Linked DNA regions of Homo sapiens: region 2 is linked to region 1. A link is a loop called in an ENCODE intact Hi-C map of the cell type or tissue named here. Cell type or tissue: chondrocyte. All regions are shown on one strand. Each heading gives the region's core, and the rest is flanking DNA. Links, peaks and the distances in the headings are about the cores only. Region 1 holds the start of LOC107985499 (a long non-coding RNA gene). Region 2 overlaps GET1-SH3BGR (GET1-SH3BGR readthrough).

Evidence for each region. Hi-C counts contacts between places; a loop is a spot of excess contacts. Peaks named below come from ENCODE experiments on the same cell type or tissue, not always from the same donor. Only the 100,000 strongest peaks of a DNase experiment are listed, where the experiment ranks them.
Region 2: it touches region 1 in a loop (2.4-fold over the local background); 2 of 110 quality-filtered maps call a loop at or near these places.

What each region holds. Positions count from the first base shown.
Region 1 is chr21:39,708,656-39,724,684 of GRCh38, reverse strand. It overlaps LOC107985499 (a long non-coding RNA gene), which reads left to right and starts at 2,653. Exons shown (of 3, transcript XR_001755056.2): 1 at 2,653-2,766; 2 at 3,292-3,392; 3 at 13,491-13,572. It also overlaps a transcript of IGSF5 not described here. In chondrocyte, for the core only: CTCF peaks have their summits at 8,485, 8,689 (motif pointing right) and 11,554 (motif pointing right); no DNase peak of the experiment used is centred there.
Region 2 is chr21:39,380,499-39,396,527 of GRCh38, reverse strand. GET1-SH3BGR (GET1-SH3BGR readthrough) reads right to left here. Exons shown (of 14, transcript NR_146618.2): 2 at 5,665-5,830; 3 at 4,692-4,759; 4 at 3,248-3,362. GET1 (guided entry of tail-anchored proteins factor 1) reads right to left here. Exons shown (of 5, transcript NM_004627.6): 2 at 5,665-5,830; 3 at 4,692-4,759; 4 at 3,248-3,362. Among named protein-coding and RNA genes, the nearest start is that of GET1-SH3BGR, 8.2 kb to the right of the region's middle. RefSeq lists enhancers at 8,243-8,412, 10,388-10,437. In chondrocyte, for the core only: a CTCF peak has its summit at 7,778 (motif pointing right); DNase peaks (open chromatin) are centred at 7,767, 8,766, 10,736, 11,101 and 1 weaker place.

The sequences.
Region 1 (16,029 bases), core at 4,311-12,310:
ATACACAAGACTGGGCAATTTACAAAAGAAAGAGATTTGTTGGACTTACACTTTCATGTGGCTGGGGAAGCCTCACAGTCATGGCGGAAGGCAAGGAAGAGCAAGTCACATCTTACATGGATGGCAGCAGGCAAAAACAGAGAGCTTGTGCAGGGGAACTCCTCATTTAAAAACCATCAGATCTCATGAGACTTATTCACTATCACAAGAACAGCACAGGAAAGACCTCCCCCATGATTCAATTACCTCCCACAGGGTCCCTCCCACAACACGTAGGAATTCAAGATGAGATTTGGGTGGGGACACAGCCAAACCATATCACCGAGCTATAAGGAATCTTCCAAGAAGCCCACATAACACAGTAGCTAGAATTTAGTCAAATGTCTACACCTCCTGCAAAGGAAAATGAGAAATGTATTCTTTTAGCTGGGTACATTGTTGCACCAAATAAAAGTACTCATATAAAGAGGAATAAGTGAAAATATTTCCACTTAATTCTATTATTAATACAGAGATAAGAATTTTATTGTATTACTTGAAGAAACAAAAGGCATTTTATTTTATTTTATTTTATTTTATTTTATTTTATTTTATTTTATTTTATTTTATTTTATTTTTTGAGACAGGGTCTTACTCTGTTGCCCAGACTGGAGTGCAGTGGCGCAATCTTGTCTCACCACAACCTTTGCCTCCCAGGCTCAAGTGAGATGTGGCTTCACCATGTTAGCCAGGCTTGTCTTGAACTCCTGACCTCAAATGATCCACCTGCCTCAGCCTCTCAAAGTCCTGGGATTACAGGCATGAGCCACCATGCCAGGCCCAAAGGTTTTTTAGATCCAAGCAATTTGTTTAATAATTTCATGTAATCAACAGCTAATTTCTTAAAGATTCATTTCTGATTTCATATTTTTTTACAAAGAAGATGTGTGAACTTTGTACTCAAGATCCTGATTCTGGCCCTAATTGGAACAAAATTAATACTTGTGCCTTGCTTTAGGGAATACATTCTACCTTTTGACCCATAACCTTTATAGTTCTGTCAGGTCTCAGTGAGGTCAGGGTGACACGATCTGTACCACTGACCCACTCTGTGACCTCTCTGAATTCCAAGTTCCTTCTTGAAGGCAAACTCTCAGATGGTCTCAGTAATCCCTGCCTCCAGTAATCATACTCTGTGTAATTTCCTCCCTTTGAGTGGGGCTGGGACTTCTGACTTGCTTCTCTAACTCACAGATTGCAGCAAAAGTCACTTCTGTGATTCCATGGGATTGCAGCTTCCATCTTGCTAGCAGAATCTCTCTATTCCCTTCTCAGCAGGTGCACTTGGATGGTGCACATAGTCATGTTGGAGACACCCACATGGCAAGCAATCAAGACTGAGGGCAGACTCTCCTGAACAGCCAGCTAGAAACTTCAGCCCTCAGTCCAACAGCCTGCAAGAAATAAAGGCTTGCCAATAGCCATGTGAGCTTCAAAGTCCTATCCTTCCCCAGTGGAGCCTTCAGATGAGGCCCTAGCCCTCACCAGTGCCTTGATTGAAGTCTCGCAAGAAACCCTGAACAAAGGACCAACAAGTTGTGCCCAGACACCTGACTCACACCTAATAAACGTGTGATGTTTTAAGCTGCTTTTGCGGCAATTTGTTACATAGCAATAGATAACTAATGCATTTTTATAGGTAAAATGAGAATAATTCACCTATAAGGAAAAACAAGGTTAATAATACTATCTACCTCACATAGCTTTGTGAGGACTACACATATGCTTATTTGTGTTGTTGATGCTTTTGGTGATGTTGATTATGTCACATAGTAAATCATTCCAAGCTTTAAGAGCAATTATCAGAAGTCCCTGCTTTGGGGAAGCTTGTATTCTAGCAGAGAAAACAGACAAGTAAATGAATAGATAAATATATGTAAGGTGGTAGAAAGTGTTATGAAGACAAATAAGGTAGCATACAAAAGACAGAGGTAGCATACAGATAAGGTAGCATACAAAAGATACAAGGGATGAAATTTTAGTTAAATATTGTTGGTGTCGTTAGGTATATCAGACAGGATAGGCCAGCTTCTGTTTGGTAACAATCCCAAAATACTGGGGGCTTAATACAACCAAAGTTTATTTTTTACTCACATAGCATTGGTGGGTGAGGGAATTCTGCTCATCTTACTCAGACACTCAGGTTGGTAGAAGCTTCATCCTAAAACTGCTGCTGTAGGGACAGAAATGTGACAAACATGGGCTGCTCTTAAAGTTTCCCCCATAATATTTCTGCTCATATTTCAGTGTCCAAATCAAATCACATGGCAACAGCTTACTTCAACGGGGCAGAGAAGGTCATGTGCCTGGAAGGAGGAAAACCCGACGATTGGTGACAGCATGACTGAGGGTGCATTGAGTACAGCACTTGTCATGGTCTCACACTCCTGCCTTGCTCTGAGCCCTAATAAAGTGCTCTTCCCTTTGTCTCTTTTTTGTAGACCTACCATAGGCAAGCTTCTTTCACTAGCTTCCCTTTCCACTCAGTCAGTGCTTTCTAAAAACATATCTTTACAACTGATCTATATCAGAAGTCAGCTAGCCACAGCCCATGGGCAAAGTCCCACCTGGCATCCATTTTGTGTAAAGTTCCATCAGACAGAGTCATGCCTACTCACTCACATATTGTCTGTGGCTGCTTTTGTACTCAACAACTGTACTGAGGAGTTGTGACGGAGACAAAGGGACCACAAAGCTGAAAATATTTACTACCTGGCAATTTACAAAGTAAGTGTGCTCACCTTGACCCATATAACTCAGAATTTTTTTAATGGGTATGACCTTTCATTCAGTTATAGTACAGGAGAACAGTGTTCATGATAAATAGGCAGGTAGATGGATGGATGGGTGGATGGGTGGAATGGAAGGATGGATGGAAAGAAGAAAGGATAAATGGAAAAATGAATGGATGGGTGGGTGGAAGGAAGGAAGGAAGGAAGGAAGGAAGGAAGGAAGGAAGGAAGGAAGGAAGGGACAGATGGCCAGGTTTGGTGTCATCATGGCCAGGCTCTAGTCCCCAATTATTCAATCAAACACTAATAAGGGTGTTTCTGGGAAGGCATTCTGTAGATGTGATTAACATTAATTTGATTTGAAGTAAAAGAGATTATCCAGATAGTCTGAGTGGGCTTGATCCAATCAGTTGAACAGCTTTAAGAGCAGAAAGGAGGCTTCCCAGAAAAAGCAGGACTTCCGCCTGAACTTGCACTGGTGCCGAGTTCCAGCACCCCTTCTTGGTTTTCTGTTTTACAGATTTCAGAATTGCCTGGGTGGAACGATTGCTTTCCTGTGCCAGGTACTTTGTAGGGGGCTGTACCTACAGTCTCATTCAATCAGCCTTACAATGATAAGAGGTGGGTATTATTATACTCACTTTACCGGGACTAAACGGAAGCTATAAAGATCTCACGATATTGCCAAGAGTCATGCTATTGCTATTGGGAGGCCACGAGTTTTGTCTTTAACATTGACTTCAGAGTCTCCCTGTATTCTTCTCACTCTACTGTGTCATCTTTTAATTCAAATATTTATGATAAAGTTTATAAGATGCTTCACTAATTTAATCTCCCATTTGGAAAACTTTTCTTTCAATGAAAGATATGGTTTAAAATGTCTCGTTCTACAGGTTAAGTTACTTCCACCTGCAGTTCAATCCACCAGCCACGTGACATAAGGCTGTGTTCTCTTTGGGTGGCTGTGGTTGGTTTTGTTTGTTTTGTTTTGAAGTATCTGATTTTTTGTTGTTGTTAAATAAAATTATTTTAGAGTAGTTTTAGATTCACAAAAAAAGTAATATGATCATACAGAGAATTCCCATGTACCCCCACTCACAGTTCCCCTGTTATTAACATCTTACCTTAGTATGGTAAACATGTCACAATTGATGAGAACCAATATTGACACATGAATATTAACCAAAGTCCATACTTTATTCAGATTTATTCGCTCAGTTTTTCCCTAATGCCCTTTTCCTCTCTTGAATTCCATCCAGGACACCACATTAGACTAGTCATCATGTCTTCTTATGCTCTACTTGGCTGTAACTTCTCTGGCCTTTTTGTTTCTGGCCACTAGGACAGTTATGAGCAGTACTGGTCAAGTTTCCTGTTGAATGTTTCTCAATTGAGATTTGTCTGATGTTTTTCACGTACCATACTTATGTAAGATGTTAATTATGGGGGAAATTGGGTATGGAGTATATGGGAACCTTCTATTCCAGGGGTCCCCAACCCCTGGGCCATAAACTGGTCCTGGTCTGTGGCCCGTTAGGAACTGCTCTTCACAGCAGGAGGTGAGTGGCTGGTGAATAAGCAAAGCTTCATCTGTATTTATAGCCACTCCACATTGCTCACATTACTGCCTGAGCTCAGCCTCCTGTCAGATCAGTGGTGGCATCAGACTCTCATAGAAGTGTGAACCCTATTGTGAACTGTGCGTGAGAGGCATCTAGGTTGTGTGCTTCTTATAAGAATCTAGTGCCTGATGATCTGAGGTGGAACAGTTTTATCCTGAAACCGTCTCCCTCACCTCAGGTCTGTGGAAAAATTGTCTTCCATGAAAATGATTCCTGGTGTCAAAAAGGTTGGGGACTGCTGATCTATACTATATTCACAATGTTTCTGTATGTATAAAACTATTCTAAAGGAAAAAGGTTATTTTTAAAAAGTCTAAGACAAAAAAAGTTTAATCAAAAGCTAAATCATGAAGATGTTTCCACATGTCGAATTGCCAAGGATTGCTTCGTGACTATGAGAATAACGCTTGGCCCAGGGTGTTGCCAGTGGAAATGACTCCCTATCAGCCTCACTAACCTCAGTGGCTGGAGCACAGAGCAGGCCCTATGGCATGGCGGGAAGAACACATGAACACCAAGCCAAATAGATTGTTTTATGTGGTCTACATGTAATACCTGTAGGAAAATATTTTAGGGACCAGTGACCCTTAGTGAGAGTGGTGTGATGTGCAGCAGTGTTAAGTCGTATTGGTGTATATTGCATGCACAGGAATCTATGGATTCTAGTTCCTGTCTGTTTCTTCTGTCTCTCCTCATATCAATTACTGCTGATCAATTATCAGCCTGAACAAGACCTGGAAGAGAACCTGCCACCACGCTGGCAAAGAGAGCCTAGGGATTCATCATATGCCTGACCTGATCCAGAGGAAGCCTCCAAGGAAATGAGGTCACCTCCAGAACATGATTTACAACACAGGCACCCCCTACACCCATTCACTCTTTCAACACACAGAGAGCACATATCATGTATCAGATACTGGTTTTGGTGCCTTGAGGATGTGAAACAGACATGGCTTCTGCCCTCATGGAGCTTACAGTCAGGTGGAAGAAAAGTGCAATAAAAAGCACACACCTGTAGCCCCAGCTACACGGGAGGCTGAGGCAGGAGGATTGCTTGAGCCCAGGAGTGCAAGACCAGCCTGGGCAACATAGCAAGAGCTTCTTTCAACACAAAAAGAAGGAAAGAAAGAAATACAGAAATTTTCATTTGACCTCTATGCACACAAACTAGAAAACCTAGAAGAGATGGATAAATTCCTGGACACATACACCCTCCCAAGATTGGGCCAGGAAGAAATGGATTCCGGGAACAGACCAATAAGGAGCTGCAAAACTGAATCAGTAATAAATAGCCTGCTAATCAAAAAAAGCCCAGGATGTGATGAATTCAGAGCCCAATTCTACCAGATGTACAAAGAAGAGCTGGTACCACTCCTACAGAAACTATTCCAAAAAATTGAGGAAGAAGATTTCTCCCCAACTCATTCTATGAGGCCAGCATCATATTGATACCAAAATCTGGCACAGACACAACAAAAAAAGAAAACTTCAGGCCAATACCCTTGATAAACATCCATGCAAAAATCTTCAACAAAGTACTTGCAAACCGAATCCAGCAGCACATCAAAAAGTTAATCCACCACAAACAAGTAGGCTTCATCCCCAGGATGCAAGCCTGGTTCAACATATGAAAATCAATAAATGTGATTCATCACATAAATAGAACTAAAGACAAAAACCATATGATTATCTCAACAAATGCAGAAAAGGCTTTTGATAAAATTCAACATCCATTTGTGTTAAAAACTCTCAATAAACGAGGTATTGAAGGAATATACCTCAAAATAATAAGAACCATCTATGACAAACCCACAGCCAACATTATACCGAATGGGCAAAAGCTGGAAGCATTCCCCTTGAAAATCAGCACAAGACAAGAATACCCTCTCTCACCACTTCCATTCAGCATAGTATTGGAAGTCCTAACCAGAGCAATCAGTCAAGAGAAAGAAAGAAAGGGTATCCAAATAGGAAGAGAGGAAGTCAAACTTATCTCTTTTTGTAGATGACATGGTTTTATACATAGAAAACCCTATAGTTTCAGCCCCAAAGCTTCTTCAGCTGATAAACAACTTCAGCAAAGTTGCAAGATATAAAATCAATGTACAAAAATCACTAGCATTCCTATACACCAGGAACAACCAAACTGAGAGCCAAATCAGAAAGGCAATCCCACTCTCAATTGTGACACACACAAAAAAAAAATACCCAGGAATACAGCTAACCAGGGATGTGAAAGATCTCTACAATGAGAATTATAAAAGAATTACTGCTCAAAGAAATCAGAACAGACACAAACAAATGGAAAAACACTGCATGCTCATGGATTAGATGAATCAATATCATTAAAATGGCTATACCACCCAAAGCAATTTACAGATTCAATGTTATTCCTATAAAAGTACCAATGACATTCTTCACAGAACTAGAAAAAAATATTTTAAAACTTATATGGAACCAAAAAAGAGCCCAAATAGTCAAGGCAATCTAAGCAAAAAGAACAAATCTGGAGGAATTATGTTACCTGATTTCAAACTATACTACAAGGCTACAGTGTCCAAAATAGCATGGTACTGGTACAAAAACAGGCATATAGACCAATGGAACAGAATAGAGAGCCCAGAAATAAGGCTGCACATCTACGACCATCTGATCTTTGACAAAGTTGACAAAAGCAAGCAATGCGGAAAAGACTCCCTACTCAATAAGTGGTGCTGGGACAACTGGCTAGCCATATGCAGAAGATTGAAGCTGGACCCCTTCCTTACACCATATACACAAATCAGCTCAAGATGGATTGAAGACTTAAATGTAAAACCCAAAACTATAAGAACCTTGGAAGACAACCTAGGCAATACCATCTTGGACCTAGGAACAGGCAGATTTCATGACAAAGACACCAAAAGCAATCACAACAAATGCAAAAATTGACAAATGGTATCTAATTAAACTTAAGACCTTCTGCACAGCAAAAGAAACTATCAACAGAGTAAACATACAGCCTGCAAAATGGGAAAAACTATTTGCAAACTATGCATCTGACAAAGGTCTAATATCCAGCATCTGTAAGGAACTTAAATTTACAAGAGAAAAACAATCCTATTAAAAAGTGGGCATAAGACATAAACAGACACTTCTCAACAGAAGACATACATGCGTCCAAGAAGCATATGAAAAAAAGCTCAATATCACTGATCATGAGAGAAATACAAATCAAAACCACAGTGAGATACCATCTCACACAAGTCAGAATGGCTATTACTAAAAAGTCAAAAAAATAACAGATAATGGCTAGGTTGCAGAGAAAAGGGAATTCTTATACACTGTTAGTGGGAGTGTAAATTAGTTCAACCATTGTGAAAAGCAGTGTGGTGATTCCTCAAAAAGCTAAAAGCAGAACTAGCATTTGACCAAGCAATCCCATTAATGGGTAAATACCCAGAGGAATATAAATAATTCTGCCATAAAGACGCATGCACATAAATGTTCATTGCAGCACTGTTCACCATAGCAAAGACATAGAATCAACCTAAATGCCCATCAGTGACAGACTGGATAAAGAAAATGTGGTACATATACACCATAGAATATTATGCAACCATAAAGAAGAACAAGATCATGTGTTTCGCTGGAACACAGATGGAGCTGGAGGCTATCATCCTTAGCAAACTAATGCAGGAACAGAAAACCAAATACTGCATTTTCTCACTTACAAGCGGGAGCTAAATGATAAGAACTTACGAACACAAAGAAGGAAACAGCAGACAGTGGGGTCTGCTTGAGCGGAGAGGGTGGGAGGAGAGAGAGGAGCAGAAAAGATAACTATTGGGTACTGGGCTTAATATCTGGGTGATGTAAAAATAGGTACAACAAGCCCCCATGACACGTGTTTATCTACGTAAAAAACCTTCACATGTACCCCCAAACCTAAAATAAATTTTTTTAAAAAAAGAAAAAAAAATTCTCGTTTTTAGAGTGGCTAGTAACAAAATGAAAATAAAATAAATCACACAAACAAATGAGTCTAAGCTGTGGTAAGGGGTGGGGACTTATGGTTGGACCCCACCTGTGCGGTGTTTGTATTAGGGGAGGGACGAGTCATGAGGGAGGGCACTTTCAGGCTGGATGATGCCTCCTCCGCAGTGGTGCAACTAAGCACTGAGACAGGTACTCACTGCGGGCTCTAGTGCACGACCCTCCTGACACCCTCTTGGGAAATGAGTGCATGGGAGCCCCCACAGTTTCCAGGTTCCTACAATTATCAGTGTGGATTGAAATGGTTTCCTTCATTGTAACCGCCAGGTGGCACTGCAGGGTGATATACTGAATGAGAAAGACTTCCTATAAAATTTTACTTTAATAACATCCCCGGGTTGGTTCCCTCCCCAGCCACCCCCCCACACACACCCACATTTCATTTGATTCAGTGAGGTTGGGTAACTCAGTAATCCGGTGAATTCTCACCCTAAAGTTGGAAGAAGACTGTAAATTATGCTAATTATAAAGCCCGTGAATGATCATCTTCCAGCCATATTTTCTTCTTGCATAAAATGAAATTGTATTTATACTTCCATAATCCAAGCTAAAATTAGCCATAACACTCTGTGTACTATACAAGAGCAAGGATCTATTTTCTTATTTGTTTACAACGTATCCTCAGAATCTAGGACACTACCTGTCATGGATAAGCACTCAATGGAAAATAAATGGATGAAGGAATGAAGGAGTGCTAGAGATGATTATTAAGAAAATAAATACGTGGACCTCCATAACTTGGACTAAAACTAAGTTGGAATGCTATGGCTCAGATGAAAACAAAAGCATGTATTTACATTTAGAAAGAGGCCTTTATAGCATAAGAAATTATTAACTGGGCTGGTCATGGTGGCTCATACCCACAATCCCATCACTTTGGGAGCTTGAGGCAGGAGGATTACTTGAGCCCAGGAGTCCAAGACCAGCCTGAGCAACATGGTGAAACCCCATCTCTACTAAAAATACAAAAAATTAGCTGGGCATGGTGGCATGCACCTGTAGTCCCAGCTACTTGCAAGGCTGAGGCAGGAGGATCACCTGAGCCAGGGAGGTGGAGTTTGCAGTTAGCTGAGATGACGCCACTGCATTCCAGCCTGGGTGACAGAGTGAGACTTCATATCAAAAGAAAGAAAAGAAAAGAAAGAAAGGAAGAGAAGGGAAGGGAGATGAGAAAGAAAGAAAAGAAAGAAAGAACGAAAGAAAGAAAAGGAAAGGAAAGGGAGAAAAAAGGAAGGAAGGAAGGAAGGAAGAGTCCTGGCCCAGGCCCATCAGGCCCGTAGACTCACCCAGTGGGTGCTTCCCCATCCACCATGTGTAATTGGGGTGGGCACACTTGACAGTTGGTAGAACCCACAAGTTATGGGCTGAATTGAGTCTTCCCCCAAACAAAATTATATATCGGAGTCCTGATGTTCAGTACCTCAGAATGTGAACTTATTTGAAAAAAGGGTCATTGCAGATGTAATGAGTTAAGATAAGGTCACTAGGGTGAGCCCTAACCCATGTGCCTGGTGTCCTTATAAAACAGAAATTTACACACAGACACACACACACAAGAAGGATACCACGTGAAGAAGAAGGCACAGACCCCAGTGATGCTTCTATAAGCCAAAGCTCACCAGCAGCTGCAGCAACCAGCAGAAGCTGTGGGAGAGCCTGGAGTAGATCTCCTCTTGTGACCTCAGAGGAGCCAGCCCTCAGGCTTCTGGCCTCCAGGACTGAGACAATACATTTCTTATGTTTAAGCCACCCAGTGTGTGATACTTATTATGTCAGCCCTAGTAAACAAATACACCATGTATAGATTCCTTGTTCTGCAGAGTAAGAGCTATCACAGTGGGGTAAGCCAAGCAAAAACTTATGTTTGCCTTCAGGCCAAGACAGTAAATCAAAAACAATATTGTATCCCAAGGGAAACAGTAGATGCAAGGGAAGCAAGGCCAATGGATTCCATCATATCCCTTTTTCATTCACTAATCAGGCTGCTTCCAAGCCACAGACATCTTAGAAGGTGAAAGTGAAGTACTGCAAACTCACCTAAGTGTAGTCCCAAGCACAGCTGCTGAGCCCATGTAGAACTTTTTCTAGAGCCAGTGACCATAGACAAGGCACACAGCCAAGCAACCGATGAATGCGGTTTCTCCTCTTTATCAGCAGAGAGGAGTAGGAGCAGCTCGCGCTCACGTGGGATGGATAGCAGTACTCATTCACAGCTCTTCCCAGGGCGATGTTAATTCTCCAGCTCTCTGTCAGGATACAGGCTGAAAAGACCGGGACCTTGTGGACATTCCACAGTGCATCATGTTGGTCCACTATGTGGACACATTAAGGCTGAATGAACAAAATGCAACAAGTATGTTGCCAGGAGGTGGGAAGAAAGATAAGAGAGAAACCCTATGAAGATCAGGAACCCCATAGATCAGTATGTTTGTAAGGATCCAGTGGTCTGGGGCTTGCTGGGACATTCCCTCTAAAGTAAAACATAAAATTATTGCACCTTACACCTCCCACCTTTAAGAAGGAAGCACAAGGCCCAGCAGACTTCTCTGGATTCTGGAGGCAGCATTTCCCACCCTTGGGAACATTGCTGAAACACACTTATCCTGCGACATGAAAGATGCCAGTTTTGCATGAGACCCAGAGAAGGAAGAGCAGGGCAGCAGGTCCAGGCTGAGGTGCAAGTGTCCCTGCTGTTGGGCCCATACAGCCCGGCAGGCCCTAGTGGGAAAAGACACCAGGTGGCAGTTAAGACAAGTCTCAACAGGAGAATCACAGCACAGACCCTTAGGTCTAGAGCAAGCTCACATCATTAGCAGCAGAAAAATATGCACTATTTGAAAAAAGCTTTGTCCTGCTACCTAACCATGGCAACAAGGACCATGCAGCCAGCCCACCATGACCTGGGTTCAGGTCAGGACCCCCTAACTCATAAGGTCAGACAAGCAATCTGCAAATAATTCTCATGATGGAGCACCAGTAGGGCCAGAAGGCACTTGTAAGTTGCAGTGGCAGGTGTCCGAGACACTCTCCCACACCCAGCCCTGCCTGTCATCCACCACTTCTAACCAGTGCTTTCCCTTCAGTTAACTCCTGTGACCACACGGTGGCAGGGAAAGGGGCTTGTCCCTTTTTACCTGCTGAGCAGGGAGGGAAATGCTTGGTTCACAGATGGCAGATGGGTAAACTTGCTACATGGTACTAGCTGAAAATGGACTATTCCTGCACTACAGCCCCTGATAATTCAGGGTGCCCCTGAAAGACGTAATGAGGGACTTCTTCCCAATGTCATCTACTTGGAGCGGAAACAAAAGTGGCCCGAGGTTAAAACACATATAGATTCACTGGCAGTGGTGAATGGCTTGGCTGGTTGTTGAGTGACTTACAAGAAGAAAAATTCAAAGTTTGGGACAAGGAGGCCTGTGAATGGTCCTGTCAGGATGAGCATTAAACATAAAGATGGTCATGTTCTATGTTAGTTTCCCCAAGACAGCATTCACCGTGGAAGAGACATCAAACAACAAGGAGGGAGAATGACTCAGCCAGCCGAGGTTCAGCCCTCCTCACTCACTGCTCACTCCAGTAGTGGCCCAATGAACCCATGAACGAAGCAGCTGTGGTGACAGGGAAGGAGGCTATGCATGGACCCAACAGCATGGTCTCCAACTCACCAAGGCTGATCTAGCTACTAAATACCCAACCTGCAAGCCACAGAGAACAACCCTGAGCCCCCAGTATGGCACAATCACTCAGAGACCAACCAGCCAGTCTGGAAGGGAATGATTCTGCTTGACAGGAATTAACTCATATCCTGGTGGGAGTTTGGCTTTCCTTTCCACAGAACTTCAGGCACCATCACTATCCGAGGGTTTACAAAACGTCTGGTCCACCCACGTGAATCCTGCACGACTTGCCTTTGGACCCAGGGACCCGCTTCACAGCAAAAGAAGTTTGACAGCGTGCAAGTGAGCATGGGTTCACCAGTCCTATCACATCCCGCACTGCCCTGGAGCTTCTGTCCTGATAGCTCAAAGAAGCTACCCTTTGAGGATACAGCTTGGAGATAATCTCCTGCAAGGATGGGGCACTACACTCCAAGATGCAATATTCTCTTGAAATCAATAACAAAGGCATGGTATTGTGTCCCCAGAAGGTCTACCATGAGTATGGGATTCAGTGGCTGGAAGGAGTGCTGCCCTACTTATGATTGCTCCCAGTGGCTCACTTAGAGAACTGTGCTTCCCATCGTTGCAGCTCCCCAGAGGGGGACTTTTCCCACTAAGGGACACAGCGAGAGTCTCATTACACATTAAGCTGGGACTGCCTCCCTGACACTTCAGGCTTCTTTTGCCATACAACCAGCAGCAAGAAAAGGTGTCACCATCTGAAAGGATTAATTGGCCCTAATCATTAAAAAAGAGGCTTCTGGTGGGGTGCAGTGGCTCACGCCTGTAATCTCAGCACTTTGGGAGACTGAGGTGGGCAGATCACAAGGTCGAGAGATCGAGACCATCTTGGCCAACATGGTGAAACTCTGCCTCTACTAAAAATACAAAAATCAGCTGGGCATGGTGGGGCGCACCTAAAGTCCCAGCTACTCGGGAGACTGAGACAGGAGAATCGCTTGAATCCGGGAGGTGGAAGTTCCAGTGAGCCGAGAGATCGCACCACTGCACTCCAGCCTGGCGACAGAGTGAGACCCGTCTCAAAAAAAAAAAAAAAAGAGCCTGCCGTTGCACATGGAAGGAAGGAAGAACACCTTCAGCACCCACATGATCCACGGAGGTGTTTATTAGTCCTTGCTGACTGAATATTGATAACAAATGGAGGGCACCTCAGTCGTGAACCAAGGAAGGTATGGTGAGCAGAGGAAGGAGACCCCGAGGGATGAGAGTCTGGGCAGCCCCCACCCTGGACCATCAAAGTCTAAGTCTAGCAGTGCTAGCTGGGGGTGAGGAGAATCAAGACTGGGTAGTAGATGCGGGAGGTCATGAGTATCTGTCATTGTCCCAAGATCACTTCAGCACAGAGACATCAGTTTGTCTCAATAACCTTTCCATTGTAGGTTTATCCAGGAAGAGACCAACCAAGTCCCAGACGAGCTCTGCCCACATCAAGCGAGCTTCTGGAACGTGGCGGAATGCTGCAGGTGGACTGCAGTGGTTCTGTGGTATGTTGGCCAACTCCTGCCCTCAGTTCAGGGTGCGCATTCCTCAGACGCCAGGGGTAGCCTGCATCCAGTGACTGCATCCAGTGATGCTAGGATACAAAGACCCAGTCCCAAAACTTTAATTCAAGGCATCTCTGAAATGCCACCCAAGCTTCAAAGCTCTCCGTGAGATCAGCTGAGGCCTCAGTTGCATCCCTATTGCACTTTAATTTCTCCTGCGGCATCCTGCTCCCTCCCTCCCACACAGGGGCTGTTCCTCAGAGCCATTCCCAGTCACCACCTGCATGCACATCTCCATCTCAGAGTCTGTTTCCTGGGAATCCTGACCCAGGGCAATGTCTGAAGCCCAGACTCTGGAGACATGGGGCTATGAAGGAGCATGAGGGTGAAAGTTCAGGCTCAGACCTGAGATACATTCTCTCTACCATAGGACCCAATGCATAAAGCTGATAGCTGGATGTCTAACTGACTCTACTTTGCAGTTTTCAGCCATTCAGAAGGGAAATGCACCTTAAAAATCCCAGCACTCCCGATTCCCTCATTTACTAGTTGTGCAATCTTAACGAAGCTACTTGACTTTTCTGAGCTTCTCATCTAAAACAATGAAATAACAATCATTAACCACCCATTCAGTTGTAATTATTAAACGGTCTAATCAGTGTCAGTTACTTAGCACAGTGCCTGGCATATTGCTAAAGTCCCTGAAGTGTCAATCCATTATCCTCGGGTGGGCAACAGATGGAACATCCCTTATTTTTACATGCTGAGTATGTCTGAATTTAATTTCTATCTCAAGCTCTCCTCACGTCTTCTTAGAAGAATGTTCAACATTGATAACTGAAGGTCAACTCCGTTCTCTGGGTCAATTCAGCCAACCAGGGGTTAATTGCCTCCTACCTCATGCTCAGGGTGGCATCCGGTTGCCATCGGCCTTAGATAGCATCTAGGTGTGAGAGGGATCGTCTGTGGCTCAGGTGTCATCACGAGCCAGTCTCCACTGGGACACATGATGCCTGTCTGGGTCTTGGCCAGCGTCACCTTGAGGCGTCTGCCTTCTCTCTGGTTTCTGATGGTTTTGTCAGAGGAGTTTGAAGCAGAGCACCTCCATCTTGAATAGAAGCTGGGTAAAATAAGGATGAGACCTACTGGGCTGCATTCCCCGGAGGTTAAGCCATTCTTAGTCACAGGATGACATAGGAGGTCAGCAGAAGATATAGGTCATAACAACCTTGCTGATAAAAGAGGTTGCAGTAAAGAAGCTGGCCAAACCCACCAAAACCAAGATGGCAACGGAAGAGACCTCTGGTCGTCCTCACTGCTACACTCCCATCAGCACCATGACAGTTTACAAATGTCATGGCAACGTCAAAAAGTTATCCTATATGGTCTAAAATGGGGAGGCATGAATAATGCACCCCTTGTTTGGCATATCATCAAGAAATAACCATAAACATGGGCAACCAGCAGCCCCTTTCACTTTACTGCATGGACTCGCCCTGAATTCCTTCTTGCACGAGATCCAAGAACCTTCTCTTGGGATCTGGATTGGGACTCCTTTCCAGTAACATCTTGGACTGTTGCTTCCCCAGAGTGGATTCCCTGGTAAAGAAACGAGGTTTTCAAGCTGATGAGCTCTGCCAGAGTAAACGTGATAAACATAGTAAACTGTGAGATTTGAACCACACTTTTAGGCTTCCTAGTTTTAGATTTTTCATTTGGTCAAGTGACTTCCTCCTCACAGGTTGTGTAGATGGAAGAGACAAGGAAGGAAGTCAGCCACCCTGTGGAGTAGCCAGGACTCACCATGTGTAAGCCATGACCCCATGCTGAGCTTCTGGCCCAAGGCAAGTGCTCCCAATATTTAGGGCCTGGCAACGCTCATTGCATTGTTTTGTATTAATAGATAAGCTTAGAAAAGTCAAGTTGTTTCCTTTACATTACTCAACTAGTAAATGGGGAAACTGGGTGCATTGGAATTGCTTAGATGCATTTCCCTTCTGAATTTTTAAAGACTGAAAACCAAAGAGTAGGGTCAGCTACTAGGTTTTGTTGATGTGGTTTATTTCAATTGACATTATTTCATTATGAATATTTCAAGACATATTGCTTTCCTAAGACCCTACACCTCCATCTGGCCACAGACACCAGATGGGAAGTGGACCTTTTCTACGTTAGAATGCAGGAGTGAATACACCTCAATTCTAAATGTGCACTTATGATGACACTGGGCTATGATGACACTGGTGTCTTAAAGTGATGCAAATTTCAGCATTAGCTACGAACCCCACCTGCCACCCAGCATCCTCTGTTGGCACTGCAGGTGGATGTGTGGTAGGGGCTTAGATATATCTCTTGGTGTCATAGAAGCGTGGCCAGCCAGCAATTAATTTAGTGTCCACCAGAGTTTTCCCTGGTCTTGCCATCTAGCTTGCCC
Region 2 (16,029 bases), core at 3,859-11,858, 330 kb after region 1:
GAGACAGAGTCTCGCTCTGTCACCCAGGTGGGAGTACAGTGGCGCGATCTTGGCTCACTGCAAGCTCTACCTCCCGGGTTCACGCCATTGTCCTGCCTCAGCCTCCCGAGTAGCTGGGACTACAGGCGCCCGCCACCGCACCCGGCTAATTTTTTGTATTTTTAGTAGAGATGGGGTTTCACCGTGGTCTCGATCTCCTGAACTCATGATCTGCCCGCCCCGACCTCCCAAAGTGCTGGGATTACAGGCATGAGCCACCGCACCCGGCCGACACCCGGCTAATTTTGTATTTTTAGTACAGACACGGTTTCACCATGTAGGTCAGGCTAGTCTCAAACTCCTGACCTCAGATGATTTGCCTAACTCGGCCTCCAAAAGTGCTGGGATTACAGGTGTGAGCCACCATTCCCAGCCCGAATTTGTCACTTTCTATAGAATCATAGGGCTGTATTCTTTACTAAGCAGGAATTGCAGTGAACGGTGGACCCTGGGCTGAATTTCCCTTTCCTGCCAGAGAGATGTGCATTACTATTTATGATATTAATAGATTCCAAAACCAAACCTGTAAGATTATTTATTTTTCCTTTCTCAGAAAGCATTATAAACAAAGCAATGTCTACCTATGCCTTTCTTGCCCCACCAATAATGGAGAGGCATACATATCCCCCTGTCCAGGAAGACAGGCTGCAAGAGTGACCCATGGACCTGCTGGATGCATGGAAGGGTGGCTGGATGCTTCTCTGGCCGCAGTGCAGAGCTCCTGGCCTAGGCCCAGCTGTGTCAAACAAAGGAGAGGGGAAGGAAAGGGTGGGGAAGGGGACAGGGGTGGTAGCTAAATTGGGAGTCTTTGAAACAGCCATTCCTGGCCAGGCACAGTGGCTCACACCTGTAATCCCAGCACTTTGGGAGGATAAGGCAGGTGGATCACCTGAGGTCAAGAGTTCAAGACCAGCCTGGCCAACATGGTGAAACCCTGTCTCTACTAAAACTACAAAAACTAGTCGGGCGTGTGGTGGGCACCTGTAATCCCAGCTACCGGGGAGGCTGAGGCAGGAGAACCACTTGAACCTGGGAGGTGGAAGTTGCAGTGAGCAGAGATCACACCACTGCACTCCAGCCTGGGCGACAGAGTGAGACTCGGTCTTAAAAAAAAAAAAAATAGTCATTCCTTTTGATACAGTATTCACCTCTAACATAATCACAAATCACAACCAAAGACCAGCAAGTATGTGTGCTGCAGCATTATCTTTAATAGCAAAAAATCAGGACCGGAATAAATATCCTTCATCAGGAAAATCTGCAAATGAGATATCTAAATGAAGAACAGCTACTGAAAATTCCTTAATAAAGAAATTTGCCAGGCAAGGTGACACACCTATAATCCCAGCACTTTGAGAGGCTGAGGAGGGAGGATTGCTTGATGCCAGGAGTTTGGGACCAACCTAAGCAACAAAGCAAGACCCCATCTCTATAAAAAACTTTTTTTTTTAATTAGCTGGGCATGGTGGTGTGCAACTGTGATCCTAACTATTCAGGAGACTAAGGTGGGAGGACCGCTTGAGCCAAGGAGTTCCAGGCTGTAGTGAGCTATGAGGGTGCCACTGCCAGCCTGGGCAACAGAGCAAGACCCTGCCTCAAAAAGAAAAGAGAAGAAAAAAAAGAAAAGAAATGTACTGATATGGTGCTATGGTCTGAATGTTTGTATCCCCCTAAAATTCATATGCTAATATGCTACCCCCCACAGTGATGGCATTAAGAATTGGGGCCTTATGGGAGGTGATTAAGTCACAAGGGCAGAGTCCGTGTGAATGGGATTAGTGCCCTTATAAAAGAGGCCTAAAGGAGCTTGTCCTTCCACCATGCAAGGACATAGTGAGAAGACACCATCCATGAACTGGAAAATGGGCCATCATCAGACACCAAATCTGCCGGCACCTTGATTTTGGACTCCCCAGCCTCCGGAACAGTGAGAAATAAATTTCTGTTGTTTATGAGCTACCCAGTTTATAGTATTTCACTTAACCCTAACAAACTAAAACATGTGGGAATAGGCTTACCCTATAAAGTAAAAAGGAGGCACAACATGTGATGTGCCAGGTGACCTTAACTATATCAAAATAAATGGGGAAAAAAAGGCAAAGAAAAACATATCACAGCATTAAAAGCTAATAGGAATCTTATTTTTTATTTATTTTATTTTATTTGACACAGATTCTCACTCTGTCACCCAGGCTGGGGTACACTGGCGTGATCTCAGCTCACTGCAACCTCTCGGATTCAAGTGATTCTCACACCTCAGCCTCCCAAGTAGCTGGAATTACAGGCACGCACCACCATGCCCAGCTAATTTTTTGTATTTTAGTAGAGATAGGGTTTCACCATGTTGGCCAGGCTGGTCTCAAACTCCTGAGCTCAGGCAATCCGCCCACCTTGGCCTCCCAAAGTGCTAGGATTACAGGCGTGAGCCACTGCACCCAGCTGGGATTTTTAATTGATAGCTATATTTCTAATCATTCTATAGTGACATGTACTACTTTTAATATCTAAAAAAAATTTATCTTCAAAAATAAAAGAACGTGGCTGGGCATAGTGGTTCATGCCTGTAATCTCAGTACTTTGGGAGGCCAAGGCATGAGGATCACTTAAGGTCAGGAGTTTGAGACCAGCCTGGCCAACATGGTGAAACGCTGTCTCTACTAAAAATACAAAAATTAGCTGGGCGTGGTAGTGCATGCCTGTAATTTCAGCTAGTTGGGAGGCTGAGGCATAAGAATTGCTTGAACCTGGGAGGCAGAGGTTGTTGCAGTGAGCCAAGATCGCACCACTGACTCCAGCCTGGGTGACGGAGTGAGACTCAGTCTCAAAAAATAAAAAATAAAAGAATAGCCAGGAGCAGCAAGTGCTACAGAGAAGCCAACCATAATAGGGATTGAAAAGATACATAATTTTGGAACTACGGCTAGTGTTTCAATGGGGTATCAGACTTGACGTATTGGGCATGGATCCCGGAAACAGACCTAGGACTGAATCCTAGCTTTGCTCCTTAACATTTTGGTGACACTGGACAAGTGAAGTAACTTTTTCAGACCTCAGTTTCTTCATGGGAAGCCTCATGTGAGGCTGAGACACAAAACCCCGCTCACTAAATGGACGGTGAGGAGGATGTCAGGCTAACTTAATCTTCTACCACACACCTCTACATAAGCCTATTCACACTCTTCCACTGCATCTTCCAGAAAATTCTTACCTGCTACTCTAGTAGGAAAGGCTACCAGGCGGTCTAGAGGGGTTATCCATTTACTCGGCACGACAGCCACAGGGACAGAATAATACTTCCAAATGAGTGAGATCATCAGGGCAGCCTGTAAAGACACCTCTGGTGAGCAAAGCAGCCTGCCAATCACACAACCGACCACACAGAAGGGAGGACAGGGAAATGCGAAAATAAAACCAGGAAAACTCTCCAGACTGAGCACCTCAAGCCTAGGAACCCAGTCCCCACAGACAACAGATGAGCACGCACAGCCACTAATGTCCCTTGGTGAAACCTTGAATGAGAAAGTCAAATTAAAGACGAGCTCAGCAGCATGTCTGAACACTGCCAACAAGTAGGCGAGCCTTCCTATGTGAACTGGCATTTCACTGTTTTAGGATGAACACAATCTACACATAATTTAAATTAGCTGATAAACTAACCAAAGTCTCCCATAACACGGGTGTGCTTTTCTCACTGAGTATCTCGTTTGAGTAGCCAGACTGTATGCTCAACACACCTTATTAGTGACGAAAGCCATCCTTGGAAAAAATAGTGAATTCTCCCACGTACACCAGTGTTAGCAAGGGACGCAGAGGTGAGCCCTGTGTAAGTTTCAATGGTGGGGGATGCTTTATTTCCCTCCATCCCCCCACAGCATTCCTTCGATTGTCATCTGTCCCCTTCCTGGCTTGAACAGGCCGCTCAGAAGAGACATGAAAGAGGGTTGCTGGCCTAACTCCTTTGTCTGCGGAAACTTATCTCTTAGCAAATGACAGTGCCTCAGAATTAATTTCCTTCAATATACCCTGCCAAACTAAGCTTTTTTGGGGGTGGGCTTGAATCCTTTGCCTTGGTTACCGGATCACATGGTACTGCAACTCGGATATTTACGGCAGCTGCTAAAGGTGTCTGGGCAGCACAACTGCACTCTCGGGGCAGAGCAGAGCCCAACAGCTCCAGGAGAGGCTATGAGGGTTAAGCCCCAGGCAGGGAGGCTAGAAGCCAATTCCAGTCGGAAAAGCTGGTTCTCTACCTGGAGGGTGGAGAGCGTGCATGAAGTACACCAGGTAACAAGTAAGGGCCAAAAGTATTGAAGATCTCAGAAAAAACTGATGTCATCTATAAGCCTCTCGCTTCATCCCACCAGGCCCTTCAAACCACACTGGGATGCAGGCATGGTGAAAGCTCTCCGAGAACTTACTTCACAGTCCATCTGCCAAAAAGTCCCAAACTTTAACAACTCTCCTCAAGAGAAAGGCTTCCTTTTAGTCTGACTTAGAGACCGAGAGTGTTTAGAGCTCCATGTGGGCAGGGACACACGACACGACAGCTGAAGGTGGAACAGCCCGAACTCCCAGCCCTGGATCTGCAGACACGGCTCTGGAGGCCGGGGTCACCAACTCCAATGACCCGGCTGACGCTCTAGCACACTTACCTGCAATACGTAGAAAGCGACACTTATCACCCATTTTATCTTGGCTAATTGAGCTGTCCGAGCTTTCACTGAAAGGAAAAACAGGATAAATAATTATGTCAGTCCTGAAAAATTAACAAAATATTCAAATACACAGAAATGTTATTTTCCCTTATAATACACTTTCTGATTATAAATGGAACAATCGCTCAACATATTTAGAAAATATAAAATAGAATTTTTAAGTCACCCACCATCTCATTATGCCATTATTTAAAATAGTATCCGACTCAGATTGAGATTTGAATAGCTTTAATTTTGAAAACTCTTAAAACGACTCATGAAATCAAAGATTCTTTGTATAATACAGTTACCACTTACCAACAGGACTAAATTTTCCTCCTTATTTCCCAGTGTGCACAGTACACGAACCCCTGGTGGGAGTCCAGCTTGTCCTGGGCCTGGACAGGCCCCTCTGTCTGTTTTCCTAGCCACAGAGACAGCTCTCTGACTGTGCACACACTGTGACCGGGGTCCCTCAGCACACGGGCTGCCCTGAGAAAGCGCTCTTCATCACAGGACACTGGACCCGGGAGGTGACACTCAGAAGAGGACACTGCTGGGCATTTTTCTAGAGAGTGGAACAAAAGCCTCTGGGAATCCACTGTGAGACTTTTTTTCTGGGCTTCTCTCAGAAAAGTGATGAATTTAAAAATGAAAACCTACAATTTTTAAGAGTTAGCTTAAAATTTTAAAGAGTTGGCTCTGAGGAAAATCTGAGAGGATCTTAGATATTTCTGTGCTTAGAAAGCAAAGGTTCACCAGCAAATAAGAGGAAAGTAATACTTATTACTGAGTTTCCTCCAGATAACTTAAGTTTCCATCAATATTCAGAACATCCAAGAAGCAAAGTATGTATTCTACTAATCTTCACATACAGACTTCTCTATTCATCCGCTCTCATGAAGCCTCCAGGCTGCAAGGGACACAGTACCATGGGTTTTGAGCTTATCCGTCATCTTGTTGATCTTTCTTTCCAGCCTGGCATATCTGGCAAACTCGTCCATCATGTTGACTGTGGAGAGCTCCTGCTTCATGTCCTGGATCTCCGCTCTCATCTGTGACTCCTGCTCCGCGTCCTTCTGCAGCACCCTGGACATCTGGCAGGGCGGACAACGGGGATCAGCACCTTCCAACACGGGTCACAGGAGGGTTCCCCAGTCCCCCGCTACTTTCTGTCTATGCCCTGACCACTCTGTGACCCAGCCAGTTGTGTGCGTCCCTGCAGGACTGAATGCAAACTGCGGCCGTGAACGTTCCCAGGACTGATAAAGAGCAAAGGCTGTTGCTGGAGAACACTGGGAGATTCATCCTGCTGAGAAACACCTACAAACTAGCCCCACCATGACAAAGTCCTTAAACTCCCACATACACTCCATACCCCAACCCCCGGGTGGCAGACAGCCCTAGGTAAATGTCCCTTTCTCTCACTGGCTGTCCCGGGACTGCCGCAGCTCTTGTAAGTTCCCGTCATGAATGCTGTGGACTTATCACCCTGGCGTTTAGTGCTTCTTTCTTTGGAATCCAAGCCAGCCCCATCTCCAGGCAGTCTGGAGCAGCCCCTTGAGGGAACTCCCCTGCCACTGCTTTTGAGGTGACTCCAGCATGGGTTTGGCCAGACAGAACCGGTACACCTTCCTCCAACATCCTACTCCCACCTCTGCCAACTGGGCAAGCTGCCCTCTACCTACACAGCCAGCCTCTGCTGCCTTTTTCGGCTCCCTATAACGACCACAAAAAAAAAAAAAAAAAAAACTCATATTCAAATTGCTATTCAAACTATATTTTTCCTTTTACAGATATGCCCATGAATTTGCTCCAATACAAATGTTTGTCTGTTTCACTATAAATAAAATTGCAATTGTGAAATGAAAACCAATTCCATCACCAGAGCTGTTATTCCAGTGACAGGGAACATGTAACCTCTCCCCTCCCAGAAGAATTCAGTCCTAGATTAGACGGGGCAGAGCAAGGTGCAGGTGCAGGGTAACAGTGGTGAGGCAGGGGCCCAGGGCAGAATGTCAGTGCCCAAGCTCAGTGCAGAGGGCCTTCCCACAGAATGGCACCCTGGCAAGAGGCATCAGGGCCAGGCATGGTGATACAGGGGTCCCCAAGAAAGGGCAGCCTGACACAGGAGTCAGGGTCTGTAGGGTGAGGGAGACAGACATACAAGACAAGAAGGAACCCTGCCAGGGTCGGAGCCCAGGTGGGGAGAGGCATGCATTCACTTGGGTAACAGTGGGCGGTGGACACCAGAGATTAATTACAAAAGGGTGATCACAGAAATAAACATATTGAGAGTAACGGAAGCCAGTCTTCTCACTTTCAACAAAGACACTTAGAAAGATGCCTCAGCCTGGCATGGTGGCTCGGCCTGCAACCCTAACACTCTGGAGGCCGGGGTGGGAGGATCTCTTGTATACAGGAGTTCAAGGCTACAGTGAGCTGAGATCATGCCATGGGACTCCAGCCTGGGCGACAGGGTGAGACCTTGTCTCAAAAAAAAAAGGGGGACAAAAGAAAAAAGGCCAGGTTCGGTGTCTCATGCCAATAATCCCAGCACTTTGGGAGGCCAAGGCAGGTGAATCGCTTGAGCCCAGGAGTTCAAGACCAGCCTTGGCAACATGGTGAAACCCTGTCTCTACAAAAAATATGAAAAATTAGCCACTTTCATAACCTGGTGAAGGAAGGAAGGGAAGAAGGGAGGAAGGGAGGGAGGAAGGAAGGAAGGAAGGCAGGCAGGCAGGCGTCTCGGAGAGAAGCAGAATGAATCTTGTGGTGTTGGCTTCAATTGGAGATCTGTGGTTTCCACAGATAGGCAGAGAAATACAGACATAAACAAAGAAGCACGCTCCCCAGGCTGGCCTGGCTGGTCCCTGTGAGCAGAGGGGCCCCGCATGACCTGGAGGCCCGCCTGCGCAGCCCCCGCAGGCCCCTGTTCCCTGCACCAGCCCCAGCCGTCCACTCTCCAGGGAACGGCCCGGCCACGGCACCGGGATGGGAGAGGTGACTGGAGCGCAACGGAGGAGTCGGCAGTGACCGCCAGGTGGCGCCCGCAGATCTGCCGGGAAGGCCTAGTCCAAGGACTGCGCGGGCGCCCCAAGACCAGATCCCTCAGTGGCGCCTCTGGCACCTACCCCAAGGGATCAGCGAACATCCCCAAATCCCAGTCCCACACCAGCGGATGAGACACAATGAGAACACAGCACTGCCTCTCAGAAATCCCTACCAAGTATCAGACATGCCAGTAGGCGTCCCTTCTGCGAAATCACTGGCCTCTGACACCCACAAATGACAGCCATGAAAGTCAAGGGAAGACTGGGAAACTCCTCCAGACAGGAGGCTAGAGGCCGGGAAATGCAATGCATGATTCCGAACTGGGTCCTTTCCCTGTTAAGGACATTACTGCGAAACGTGGGGAACCTGCATGGGGTCTGAGGATCAGATCGTGGTAACGTACTTGACGCCTGCATTAGATCTCGGCTCACTGCAACCTCGACTTCCTGGGCTCAAGCGATACTCCCACCTGAGCCTCCTGAGCATCTGGGACTACAGGCCTGCACCACCACACTCGACTAATTTTTTTTTAGTTTTAGTAGACACACGGTTTCACTATGTTGCCAGTGAACTCCTGAGCTCAAGCGATCCGCCAGCCTCGGCCTCCCAAAGTGCTGGGATTAAAGGCGTGAGCCACTGTGCCCGGCCCCCAAGATTCTTTTGAATACCAAAGTATCTCGGAATGAGGGGGTTTGGGTTGACAACTTCCAAATGGTTCAGGAAACAAAATCAGTTATCGGTATTGACTGTATATAACTTTTCTGCACATTTGTGTTTGTTTCGAAATTTTAAAAATAGATTAATAAAGACGAAATGTTATAGTGTATCTAAAGTGTGCCTGGCACACAATAAATCAGATCCCCCCCCCTCCCCCTTCCAGCTTACAGGTCTCCTCCGCCTGCCGCACAGTAGGGACAACTCTCCATTTAGAGCTTGGAAGCCGCGACCCGCCAGTCGCCTGAGGGTGTCTGCGCATGCGCGTGGTTTCTGACCCGCCCAGTGATGCCGCCTACCAGCGCCTGCGTGATGAGGCAAAAGTGGGGGGGGGGAGTGTGGGGAGTAGGGGGGGTGGAGGGGTCTAGGGGCTCATGCGCAGCGTGTTCACTGCAGCGCAGCTTCTGGCAGCCTTTGCGCAGGGAGTAGGGGGTTCAAATCCAGCTCTCTTTGTGGTGCCTCTGCCCTGGCCACTACCCAGCACTATAACCGAAGGAGCTATACTCCAGCCTGATCCACTCTGGAGAAGGAAATAGGAATGGGCCAAATTCTCTTAGATGAATCACAAAATTATCTTTCAAAAGCAAGGAAAATCTACAGACACTGCTAAGGACTTTTTGATAATTTCGCCTTATACAAATTACACTTCAATAAATCTGACTTTTAAAACCATATTTTAAAAAGAAAAAGAGATTCCAAGACATTATTTAGCATTATAGGGAATACACAAAACAACTCAGGAATGGGAGGTGAGTGAAGGCAGAAGGGTGAACTTCAGGAAAACTGAAGGCAGCTTTGTAAGGTTAACAAAAACAACTGGTGCTTGAAAAAATAATTACATCTATTACATGTATAAGCACAATAAAAACTGTCTGAGCCAGGCGCAGTGCAGTAATCCCAGCACTTTCGGAGACTGACGCGGGAAGATCGTTTGAGCCCAGGAGTTCGAGACCAGGCGGGGCAACATAGCAAGACCCAATCTCTACCAAAAAATTAAAAATTAGTCAGGTGTGGTGGTGCACGCCTGTGGTCCGTGTGGCCCCAGCTACTCAGGAGGCTGAGGCGGGGAGGGAGGGATCACTTGAGCCCGAAAGGTTGAGGCTGCTGTGAGTTATGATGGCACCACCACACTACAGCCTTGGCAACAGAGTGAGACCCTGTCTCTAAAAAAAAAAAAGTTTTAAAGTATAAATTTGCAAATATGTATCAATGTTAATCCAAGACCCACGTATAAGTGTTAAAATGTTCTAGAATCATGCAGTGTAAGATTTAATATGAATCTAAATGTAATAATGCAAATATTAATTTTTAGAACAAAAGTGAATCTCTGAATTAATTGATGGCATGACAACGTGCACACCCCGTGCTAGTCCCTGCCAGCAGTAGAGCAGGCAAACCCAGGAACCACCAACTCAGGTCACCCTGAGTCCCTGAACACAGAGGACAGGGTCTTCCAACTCAGGAAGCTCCAGACCCTGAACAGCCCCAGATGCCACTCTCGGCCAGGAACCCTACCGGCAAGGGCGGAGAAGCGGGCAGCTCTCCAGGCCACCAGCCCCAGTCCTTGGCTGCTGCCCCCACGAGAGCCCCACTGGAGGCCCTGCCCGCACATGCGCACTTCACAAGCGCGCTTCTGAGTCACAGGATTCTGGGGTAGGTCCTGTGAAGCAGAGAGTCGTCCTCCTAAACTAATACTTGGGGACCATTCCCAAGCCTGGTCCATGGCAGGGACTCACTAAGCAACGGCTCTGAGGAAAAGGGTGTGGGGGCGGAGGGGGTGCTCTCTAAGAAGATGACCACAGAGGCAAACCCTGCAATATCCTCCTCTCGCTTCAGTCCCCTAGAGGAAAAAGGAGGTGGCCACTCTTTACAGCAGAAAGTGAAGGATAATTTAGAAAAAGTTGAATCTCAAAGGGCACTCGGCCCGTAAGCCCAGAAGGCAACACACGCAGAGTCCTTCATCTGCAAAGCTCGGATTGAGAGGAAGGGCCTCCTGGCGCCTGCGCAGTGCATGTGGCTCGTGTGGCCACTCAGCCCACACCAGCTCTGGGGCGCCTGCGCAGTGCGTGCAGCTCGCAGGGACCCTGAGCCAGCGCCAGTCCTAGGGCGCCTGCACAGTGTATGCGGTTTGCATAGACTCTGAGCCCGCGCCAGTCCTGGAGCGCCTGCGCAGTGTGTGCGGTATGCGTGGACTCTGAGCCCGTGCCAGTCCTGGGGCACCTGTGCAGTGCGTGCGGCTTGCATGGACTTTGACCCCGCGCGAGTCCTGGAGCACCTGCGCAGTGCATGCAGTTTGCACGGACCTTGAGCCCGGGCCAGTCCTGCGACGCCTGCGTAGTAGTGCCGTTCGCATGGACCCTCAGCCCCCGCCAGTCCTGGGGCACCTACGCAGTACACCTCCCCTGCACCCGCAGAGCTGCAGAGCCGGTGCTCACCAAAGGCGTCTTTGTTCCCCTCTATAGCTGAAGAAAGTCCTGGACCACCTACTGAATGAACTAGGCGCTCTCAACCATGCGTCCCCGTGACCAGCTTGAAGAGAAGGGAGCGATCCCAGGAAAATTCCAACCACGCCAACACCACGGACTTGGTGTCCTTACCAGGCATCCCACCCCCACCGCAGCGGACAGCTGAGATCGCCTCCCAGGACCTTGCTAGGCTTAACTGGCCCAAGGACTTCTGATACTTCAGACCTCCTAAGGCCTCACGCGGGGGGAGGGGGGAGACCAGTGCGGGGACCAGTGCGGCCTAGACTGAGTGCTGAGATCGGGGTGCTGCCTCCCTAACTTCTGCTAAGACGAAAGCTTCAGAAACATCCCAACGGAGGTTATAATCTAAGTACCTGAGCGCGGCCCCATCCCTGAGGGCACTGTTTTCCCAATTCGACTTTCTGCTGCTTGTCATGAGTCTTTCCCACTTGAATCCTCAAATCAGAGAGGCTGTGATGAAGTAGCCTCTGACGATGGTGAAGGAGCAGCATTTGACCCTACTGAAGACCAGCGCGTTCCTTACAGCTTTTCACAGACTCTCACCACAAACCCAGTGACCAGGCCAAACATCTCTCTTACCGATTACAGGGTGGGTGTACTCTGCTGGGATAATAATTATGTTATCCTTCTGAACCTGGCTAACAACAAGTGTTAACAATCATAGGGAAATGGGTTTAGGAAAGCTAACTGGGTTGAGGTTAGAGAGGCCATAAGGTTGTATGAGGCAGCACAGGATGTGGCCACAGGTCCTGAGTCACAGAGCAAGACCCGGCCTCTAAAAACAAATTTTTCTATTTTGGAGGGTGGAGGATAGGGGGTGGGAGGGAGACAATCAGGAAAAATAACTAATGAATACTAGACTTAATAACTGGGTGACGAAATAATCTGTACAACAAACACCCATGACACAAGTTTACCTATATAACAAACCCGCACATGTATCCCTGAACTTAAAAGTTAAAAAAAAAAAAAAAAATTGTCGGCCAGGTGTGGTGGCTCACAGCTGTAATCTCCGCACTTTGGGAGGCTGAGGCAGGTGGATCACCTTAGGTCAGGAGTTCGAGACCAGCCAGGCCAACATGGTGAAACCCTCTTTCTACTAAAAAAAATACAAAAATTAGCTAGGTGTGGTGGTGCATGCATGTAATCCCAGCTACTCGGGAGGCTAAGGCAGGAGAATCGCTTGAACCCAGGAGGCAGAGGTTGCAGTGAGCCGAGATAGCGCCACTGCACTCCAGCCTCGGCAAAAGAGCAAAACTCTGTCTCAAAAAATAATAATAATAATAATAATAACAACAACAAAAGGAACTCAACAACAAAAAACAACTGGATTTTAAAAGGGGGCAAAAGATTTGACTAGACATGTCTCCAAAGATAAACAGATGGCCATAAGCATCTGAAAAGATACTCAACATCACTATTAGGGAAATGCAAATCAAAACTAAAATGAGACACCACCTTACGTCCATTAGAATGGTTAGTATTACAAAAAAAAAAAAAGGCCGGGGGTGGTGGCTCACGCCTGTAATCCCAGTACTTTGGGAGGCCCAGGCAGGTGGATCACCTGAGGTCAGGAGTTCGAGACCAGCCTCGCCAACATGGCAAAACCCCGTCTCTACTAAAAATACAAAAATTAGCCCAGCATGGTGGCATGCACCTGTAATCCCAGCTACCTGGAAGGCTGAGACAGAAGAATTGCTTGAACCTGGGAGGCGGAGGTTGCAGTGAGCCAAGATTGAGCCACTGCACTCCAGCCTGGGTGACAGAGAGAGACTCCCTCTCAAAAAAATAAAAATTAGCTGGGCGCAGTGGCTCAAACCTGTAATCCCAGCTACCTGGAAGGCTGAGACAGAAGAATTGCTTGAACCTGGGAGGCGGAGGTTGCAGTGAGCCAAGATTGAGCCACTGCACTCCAGCCTGGGTGACAGAGAGAGACTCCCTCTCAAAAAAATAAAAATTAGCTGGGTGCAGTGGCTCACACCTGTAATCCCAGCACTTTGGGAGGCCAAGGTGGGCAGATCACCGGAGATCAGGAGTTCGAGACCAGCCTGGCCAACATGGTGAAACCTCGTCTCTACTAAAAATACAAAAATTAGCCGGGCATAGTGGCGGGCACCTGTAATCCCAGCTACTTGGGAAGCTGAGGCAGGAGAATCTCTTGAACTCGGGGGGCAGAGGTTGCAGTGAGCTGAGATTGCGCCATTGCACTCCAGCCTGGGCAACAAGAGCAAGACTCTGTCTCAAAAAATAAATAAACAAAATAAAATAAATAATAAAAAAAAAAATAGGCTGGGCGCGGTGGCACAAGCCTGTAATCCCAGCACTTTGGGAGGCCAAGGCGGGCAGATCACAAGGTCAGGAGATCGAGACCATCCTGGCTAATTCGGTGAAACCTCGTCTCTACTAAAAATACAAAAAAATTAGCCGGTTGTGGTGGTGGTGGGCACCTGTAGTCCCAGCTACTCGGGAGGCTGAGGCAGGAGAATGGTGTGAACCCGGGAGGCGGAGCTTGCAGTGAGCCGAGACTGCGCTACTGCACTCCAGCCTGGGCAACGGAGCAAGACTCCATCTCAAAAAATAAAAATAAATAAAAAAATAAAAAGAATAAATAAATAAGAAAACAAAATACATGTTGAAGGATATGGAGCAACTGGAACCCTTCTGCACTGCTGGTGAGAATGTCGAATGGTGTGGCTGCTATGGAAAACAGTATGGTGGTTTTTCAAAAAAATTCAACATAGAATTACCATAGATTCAGGAATTCCACTGCTGGGTATATGTCCAGAAAAACTGAAAGCAGAGACTCAAAGAGATATTTGTAAACATTTTAGCATTATCTACAATAGTCAAAAGGTAGAAACAACCCAAGTGTCCATAGACAGATGAACTAATAAACAAAATGTGGCCTATACATACAATGGGATACTATTCAGCCTTAAAAGGGGAGGAAATCCTGACTCATGATACACCATGGATGAACCTTAAGGATATTATGCTGAGTGAAAAGAAGCCAGTCACAAAAGGAAAAATACTGTCTGATTCCACTTATATGAGGTCCCAAGAGTAGTCAAATTCACAGAGGCAGAAAGTACAATGGTGATTGCCAGGGAGAGGTAGGAATGGAAAGTTGTTGTTTAATGAGTGCGAGAGTTTCGGTTAGAGGAGATAAAAAAAGTTCTGGGATGGGGCCAGGCGTGGTGGCACACGCCTGTAATCCTAGCACTTTGGGAGGCCAAGGAGCACAGATCACTTGAGGTCAGGAGTTTGAGACCAACCTGGGCAACATAGTGAGACCCCGTCTCTATTAAAAATACAAAAATTAGCCGGGCATGGTGGCAGGTACTGGTAATCACAGCTACCTGGGAGGCTGAGGCAGGAGAATCGCTTGAACCTGGAAGGTGGAGGCTGCAGTGAGCCAAGATCAGGCCACTGCACTCCTACATAGGCAACAGAGTGAGACTCTGTCTCAAAAAAAAAAAAAAAGAAAATGTTCTGGGAGCGGGGCCACGTGCAGTGGTTCACACCTGTAATCCCAGCACTTTGGGAGGCCAGGATGGGTGGATGGCTTGAGGTCAGGAGTTTGAGACCAGCCTGGCCAACATGGCAAAGCTCTGTCTCTACTAAAAATACAAAAAAATACCTGGGCGTGGTGGTGCATGCCTGTGGTCCCAGCTACTTGGGAGGCTGAGGTGGGAGGATCACTTGAACCTGGGAGGCAGAGGTTGCAATGAGTCGAGATTACACCACTGCACAGAGCCAGACCCTGTCTTAAAATAATAATAATAAAGTTCTGGGATAATGGTTGCACAAAAATGTGAATGTACTTAATGCCACTGAACTGTACACCTAAAAATGATAAAGATGATAAACTTCATATTATGTGTATTTTACAATTAAAAACAAGAAGATGAGCATGGGCCAGCTCATCAGGAGTCTTTTATGCAATGCCTGAGACATCATCTTAAAGACTGGATAGCATCAGGAAAGATTCTGAAGGAGACTCAGGGGTTAAAAGAGAATTCCCTATATCTCAGGACAATGCAGACAGTAGGACAATTGAGAGAGTAAGAATAGAGTTTTGCACAAAACAGGCACTCAATGAATACTGGTGGAATAAAATATCCTCCACTACTACCAATTTATCTTAGGAGAGAAAAGCAAGAACTGTTTTCCAAGACAACGCTGAAACGAATGCGCCCAATCTTTGAGGACTCCGCCTTTGCCCAACAGCTCCTCATTTCTGCTGTGGGCATACGGAGGGCGCTCATTCTCGGGGACAGTTCCCAAGGTACCCCCGCCTTCCATGGCCACACCCCACCACGCCCTGTCCAATTTGCCACCAAATCCCTATCCCTGCTCCAAAAGGCAATCAAATCTCCACCTCCAGTCACTAGGTGGATGACTTAGTGCCACCACTAAATTCTCTTGAGCCAGACTCCTCCGGGAGGTAAAGGAGGGTGGGATGATAATACTCGCCTCTCCCAGCAGCCGTGAGACAGAGGTAATGTACTCACTACCTGGCAGAAAGAGAGTGTTCCCCAACCTGGTTGCTCCCTTGGATACTGAAGGCATCACGCTGTACTGAGATTCTCTCTACACCTGTCTCCCACCCTACCCACCCCAAGAATGTGGGCTCCTGGACGCGAGGATCCATCTCTCCGGGACCTGGAACAGCTGACTTCGCCCGCCAGGCCTCTGGGAAACCCTGGCCGAGGGCTGCTCGAATGCCTCTAGGAACCAGGATTAACGGAAACGAGGCTGACAGCGGGGCACTAGGAACTCCCAGTGTGAGGTTCGCCGCCGCCACCCACAGCCAGAAGAGTCCAGGGTTGCCCGGTGTTTCTCCCAACCCCCTAGAACCCAGAAAGTCTGATTTTGGGGTAAAGCGTCGTACCTTTTAGACGCTAACAACTATCTCAAAAAAGCTTACGGACCAACCAAGACGCTACTACGGCCTTCAGTCGCCCAGTTGAGACCCCTGTACCTACGCCAGACCCGCCGGGGGACTGGGGCGGCATCCCCACCGGCCCTTGGGAGGCCAG